Regions from separate parts of the Homo sapiens genome. Here region 1 is linked to region 2. Evidence: chromatin contacts called from ENCODE Hi-C or POLR2A ChIA-PET data. All regions are on one chromosome and are shown on one strand. Each heading gives the region's core, a stretch centred on a gene start or an enhancer-like site at or near the end of the contact. The rest is flanking DNA. Distances are from core to core; before and after follow the strand shown. Region 1 holds the start of LINC02381 (long intergenic non-protein coding RNA 2381). Region 2 overlaps HOTAIR (HOX transcript antisense RNA).

Evidence for each region. A loop is a pair of places that touch in the nucleus more often than their neighbours do. ChIA-PET counts read pairs that join two places held with the same protein, here RNA polymerase II (POLR2A). Pooled maps may share reads with other maps.
Region 1: a pooled map shows a loop between it and region 2 (2.0-fold over the local background). The contact joins the promoter of LINC02381 here to the enhancer-like site in region 2. A Hi-C loop is called at or near these places in 1 of 50 pooled maps. POLR2A ChIA-PET finds 5 or more read pairs at or near these places in 3 of 52 experiments (A673, GM12878 and WTC11).

The regions. Positions count from the first base shown.
Region 1 is chr12:54,124,805-54,127,504 of GRCh38, reverse strand. LINC02381 (long intergenic non-protein coding RNA 2381) reads right to left here and starts at 1,434. Exons shown (of 2, transcript NR_026656.1): 1 at 893-1,434. It overlaps FAM242C (family with sequence similarity 242 member C), which reads left to right and starts at 1,110. Exons shown (of 3, transcript NR_170197.1): 1 at 1,110-1,178; 2 at 1,692-1,745. RefSeq lists enhancers at 1-426, 427-1,060.
Region 2 is chr12:53,964,511-53,967,210 of GRCh38, reverse strand. HOTAIR (HOX transcript antisense RNA) reads left to right here. Exons shown (of 7, transcript NR_186241.1): 4 at 834-935; 5 at 1,124-1,247. Among named protein-coding and RNA genes, the nearest start is that of HOXC11, 7.3 kb to the left of the region's middle. RefSeq lists an enhancer at 1-830. Within about 2 kb of position 1,255, at least 2 of the 41 ENCODE cell types and tissues checked have a DNase peak (open chromatin) inside an H3K27ac peak, as active enhancers do.

The DNA of each region.
Region 1 (2,700 bases), core at 185-2,684, 160 kb before region 2:
CCTTCCTCCTGGGGCATCTCTTGGGTGGGGGAGGAAATCTCAGCCCTGGGAGGAGAGTAGGGGCCTTTTCCTTGCCCTCCTTTGGGAACTGGAGAAGAGCGGGAGATTGTGCTGGAGGCGGGAGGGGGCACTCGCTTGGCTCCATCTCAAGGAAATGGGTCTCTGACTCAAATTGGATTCAGAAAAAAAAAAAAAAGATTTTTGGGAGTTATTCCCTCTCTCAGATCACTCCTAACTTAGAATCAACGTAAGGGCCCAGGACAGCAGGGGACCGCTCTGGGCGGATCCCCCGCCCCGTCCCGGCAGAGTCGGCAACTCGGGCTGGCATTTCCTTCCCTTTCCGCGGGGCGTGTCTGGGGATCTCCAAGCGTCTCTAAGGGCCTGCTGGGGTGAGCGGGTTTGGGACGCGGCTGGGTTTTTCTAGGCTGGTAATCGGTCCCGACTGGGGAATAAGCACACACATCCTTCCTTCAGTACGGGAAGCGGAGCACCCTCTCTCCCACTTTAGCCCTCGAAACCCCAACTCCGCTCCCTTCTCCATCTCCCCTCAAAAAACTTTTCCGAAGTTCCCCCAAGTTGCGTTTGAGGAAAGAAGTCGTCTCCCTCAGACTCTGGGTTTCTCGGCCCCTAACCCTCCCCTCAATCCTCAGTTTCGGAAGCAACCCTCCCCCTCCCCTGCCAGCTACCACCTTAGTCCCTAAACTCGGGGAGGAAAGCTGCTCTGACCCCATGCATCTGACAGAAGCCCAACCCCAGCCCAAATTTCTCCCGGGGGAAGGCAGATTAATATGTCAGCCTGCAGGGGAAACAGGGGTAAGGGGAGGGAGAGACCGGGACGGGGAGAGACAGATTGTTCTCGGGCTGAATCGCACCCGTCCCGGGCCCAGCTTACCTGCTCCGGACAGGCTCATCTAGATTTCCATCCTGCCAAAAGTTTGTCCTTCTCTCAAACGATTCCGGGAGGAGCGCAAACTCGGCTCTTGGGGAGGGCAGGCGGGCCGGGTACCCTTGAAGGCGCAGGCGCCTGATACAGAGCAGGCCCCGGGGAAGCAGGACTCGGGGGCACGGTCGCCAAAGTGGGGACCCGAGCAGCGATCCGGAGGGAGAGCATTCAGGCGCCCGGGCTGGGGGCTACACTGCTGGCGCGGGATGGCCCAGGACAGAGTGGGCGCTATAGCGTGAGTGGCCATCAGGGCCGGGCGGGCCCGGGGAACTGGAGGGAGAGGTCCCTGGGTCCCTGGCGACGTCTCTCGCTTTCTCCAGTTTCTGCCGTGCTGGTGTGCCCCAGCCCACAACATTCCCTCGACCTCTTCTGGGGCGGCGCTCAGGGCCCCCACATGGCGAAAAGGGAGGGTGAAGGGATGAGGCGCCCCTCCCGCCTTAGCCCCTCCTCAGCCCCCACGCCACAGCCCCCCCTTTCTCCCCAGAGCCGAGGGACAGACAGAGAATTGCGACTAGAATTCGATCGATTGGTACGAGGGACCACGTGGCCAGGGGCTGGCCAATGACCAGGCCGCCCGGGATGAGCTAATAATGGAAGCAATTTGTAACTTTCAGTAGCTCTCTAGGCCTGGGTACCGGAGGGAGGGAGGCGGGCAGAGGAGGGGAGATGGGCACCCCCAGTCTTTCCATCCTCCTCATTCGTCTAGGGGCACCCGAATCCCCTATTCCTTATTTCCCCTATCACTCAGGCACTGGCAGGGTCCTTGGCCCACTCCTGTTGGCCGCCGCGGCTCCAAAGCGAGGTAAGCTGGTCCTCTACCCCTCAAACTCTTCACAACCCTCACCCCGTTTACTAGCACCTGCAAACCACAGCCTCCCTTCCTGTCCCATTCGTGAATTTAAATCGGATTTTGTTTTTCCTCTTAGTTGAAAGAAAAAAAATATGTTTGTATTCTTTTGTGTAACCTATCTTGGATTTGGAGAAAATTTTAATTCAAATTAATACACTTATATTGGGGGGGGTGAGTGGTACTTTCTTCCTTTTCAATAAATTTGTATACTTGCTACTTTATGGAGAGTTTACTTTTCTTTGGGGATGAGTTACACCTTATGTTTTCACATGTGTTACTTCTTTAATGATAAGTTCAACTCCTTTCTCCATTCCATCCTCCAATTTTGCTATTTATAAATATCACCTAATAGATTTAGAGTTTATTCATTTTTCTCCTCCCTCACTAGTTTTTCAGCTGTTACAGAATCACCACAATTTATTTTCCTCTGTGTGTGGATGAGGTTTTGCGTTGATTCCTCTTTTTGTTTTGTAAATGAATTTATTGTTTGGGAAACTCTTGGGGGGTGTGTGTGTGTAAAAAAGGTCTTTTGATTAATTCCAACCTCTCCTCTTCTGAAGAACAATTTGCTTGAAATGTTTTGTGTATTTTCCTCGTTTTTATTTGTTTAAATTTGAGGTATTTTACCTTCTTTAAAACCTGGCCTCTTTTTAAAATTTAACCTTTTGCATGTTAAACCATTTTTAAGGTTTTTATTTTATAAACTTCAATGGTTAGTAGATTTACTTGCCTTTCCCTGACCTCCTTCACGCGCCTGCCTCCTCCATCTCAGAACTCCCATCTCCAGCTTCCACAATTCTCAGCTTCCAACGGACTCATCCTCCCCTCTCCTCCCAGCCAAGGAGGGATGCCTGGGAAGTAGACAGTGTCCTTCTTGGGTCAGAACCTATGCTCTGGTTCTAGTTCA
Region 2 (2,700 bases), core at 6-2,505:
GGTGACAACAATTAGAGGCTTTTGGAGCATCAGATTGAACCAGAATTCCCCATCATTGTTTTCTGTGCATCCTTCCCTTCCCTTGCCATTAGAATTTCAATTTAAAAAGCAATGATTAGGCCTTAAAATGTCTCCATGAGCCCAGAGGAGGCGAAAACGAGCTGTGAGGTCCAGGAAAAAGGTAAGTCCTCCGCAGATATCCCCACACCAATTATTTTCCTCTCCTTCTTTCTCTCTGTTCATCCCCAGTGCTACCCTGGAGGAAAAGGATCAAGGATCTCAGTTCGGGATCCTTCCTCCCTGAGCCTTCGAGCTGAGCCTGCCCACTGCCCACCGCCAAAGGCTGTCGCGGCGGATACGGGGCTCTTTCGGTCTCGCCGGGCCGGCTGCGGCGCTGCCTTACGCTCCCGGTCTCCCTGTCTCCCTCCATTCTTGCCTCACCCCTCCCCTAGACCAGCAAATATCCAATATATTTGTTTCTCCGCACGCCAGGCCTCAGCGCAGCCAGCTCAGCGCTCGGGGATCGCTGCCCCCGCACTGGGCCCTTATGCGCTTTGCTTCCAGTTCCACCGACTGCAGCATCTTTCTTTGCTAGCTGCCCGGGTAAAACGCTTCTGTCGCACTTTCCTGCTTCTCCCCCTTTCTTTCCGCCTCTGGATCTGAGAAAGAAATAAAACCAAGCCTCCTACCGCACCAGCCCTCCCCACCCCTGCTGCCTCACTTCTCCTTACCGAGTGTACCGCCTTGTTTTCTGAAGGAAACCGTAACATTCAGACATTTAAGCTGTAAATGAACTTTTCTTTATGACGTTTAATTTTCTCTCCAATTCTTAGGTCCTGCTCCGCTTCGCAGTGGAATGGAACGGATTTAGAAGCCTGCAGTAGGGGAGTGGGGAGTGGAGAGAGGGAGCCCAGAGTTACAGACGGCGGCGAGAGGTACAGAAGACTGGGAGATAGAGAAAAAGAGAGGCGGGGGAAGGGAGGGGGAGGAAGGAGGGAGGGAAGGGTCCCCAGCTGGCGGGGAGCGGAGCCAGAGAGAGAAAAAGAGAGAAAAGTTTCCCGGAGTCTTCATTAGTTGATTTCCCTGTCCGCCGCTTTCCCCGGCCGGCTCACCCCCGGTAAAGGAAGGAGGGGCGTCTTTATTTTTTTAAGGCCCCAAAGAGTCTGATGTTTACAAGACCAGAAATGCCACGGCCGCGTCCTGGCAGAGAAAAGGCTGAAATGGAGGACCGGCGCCTTCCTTATAAGGTACGATGCTAACTTGACCTTCACTTTGTCATGGCGCCCCCGCCCACCCAGACTGCTGCAGGCGCCCGGGCGAGGGAGAGCAACAGCCGACCCTTGCTTCTGCCTCCCTCCCGCCTCTTTTTATCTTTCGATCCTTCTCTCTCGTCTTTCTTATTTTCATTTCCCTCCTGTCTTTTTCTTCCTCTTTTTTCTGTCTTTTCCTTTTCATTTCCTTCCTTCCTTCTTTTTCTCCTGCTGTTCTTCCTGCCCCCTTTCTTTCACTCATTCTTTTTACCCTTGCCGGCTGGTTTCATAGCTTCCCTGGGTTCTCTCTTGCCTTGTTCTCAGGCACTTCCTTGATCTCTTTCTCTCTCTTCCCAGCCTTCTGGTCCCTTCTGGTCTCAAATCCCGGAAACAACAACAACACAAATATTTTCAGTCCTTCCTGCATCCCTACCCTGAACTGGCCTTCACAGCCCCAGCCTGGCTTTTGCCCCACCCAGGTGTTCCTGGGGGAGAGGGGGAAGGCCAATTTAGGATCAAAAGAGGCTTCACTTTGGGACCAGTGCCCACTTGGGGATGACAATGAAATTGGTTTGGATAAGACCCTGTCTTCCTCACATTGGCCCCACCTGCAAAGTCTCTGTGACCCTAGTGGCCTTGGACTGAGAGCAAAGCCTCAGGCTGGGGGGGCATGGGGAAAGCAGATCCCACAGCTCCTGAAACTATGGGGAGGGGAGCAGAGTTCAAGTACCAAATTGTGGTTCACCCTTCTCTGGCTTTCAGCCCCTAAAATCTTAGAGCTTTCCCTTAAGACATCTGAGGAGGAGATTTAGAGAACTAGGGATTTATAGAGATTAAAGCATATGTAAAAATAGGATAGAGAAAGACTATAAGGGCCTCTCCACCTTGTCTATTGCTGCCTCCCAGGCTCCAGCCGAGCCTCTGACATTAACTCTAATCATATCTTGTTTGGCTATAAAATAATATTATTGATACCCCTGTAATTATCTATTATCCCCTTACTTGTAATGATTACAATACTAGAGGAGGCAGGTCTATGCTGACAAAGTAAAGCCAAGCAAATATCCTGGAAAATGAAACTAAATCAGGGGCATTCAAACTCGATCTCTTGTGCGTTCTTGAGTATGTTCCAAAATCTATAAGCTCCTGCCTAGGGCCTCCTTGATTTAGGAATAGCCATTTTGTAGGGCTTAGGGTGATGTTGGGAGACCCTACTGTCTCCTTTTCCTCTACATCCCATACACCCCTGGCCCCTCCTCCTCTGCACAGACATCAGAGAGGGTCAGACAATAAAAGAGAAATACTTTCTCTCTCTCCCTCTACAATTATCCGAATAATTGCATGAATTCTTCCTGGAATACCACTGTGTAGTCAGGGTCAGGATTTCAGCAGGAAGTGCAGGGGACAGAATTCCAAATGGGGGAAGCTGAGAGAGTCCTGCGTTCTTACA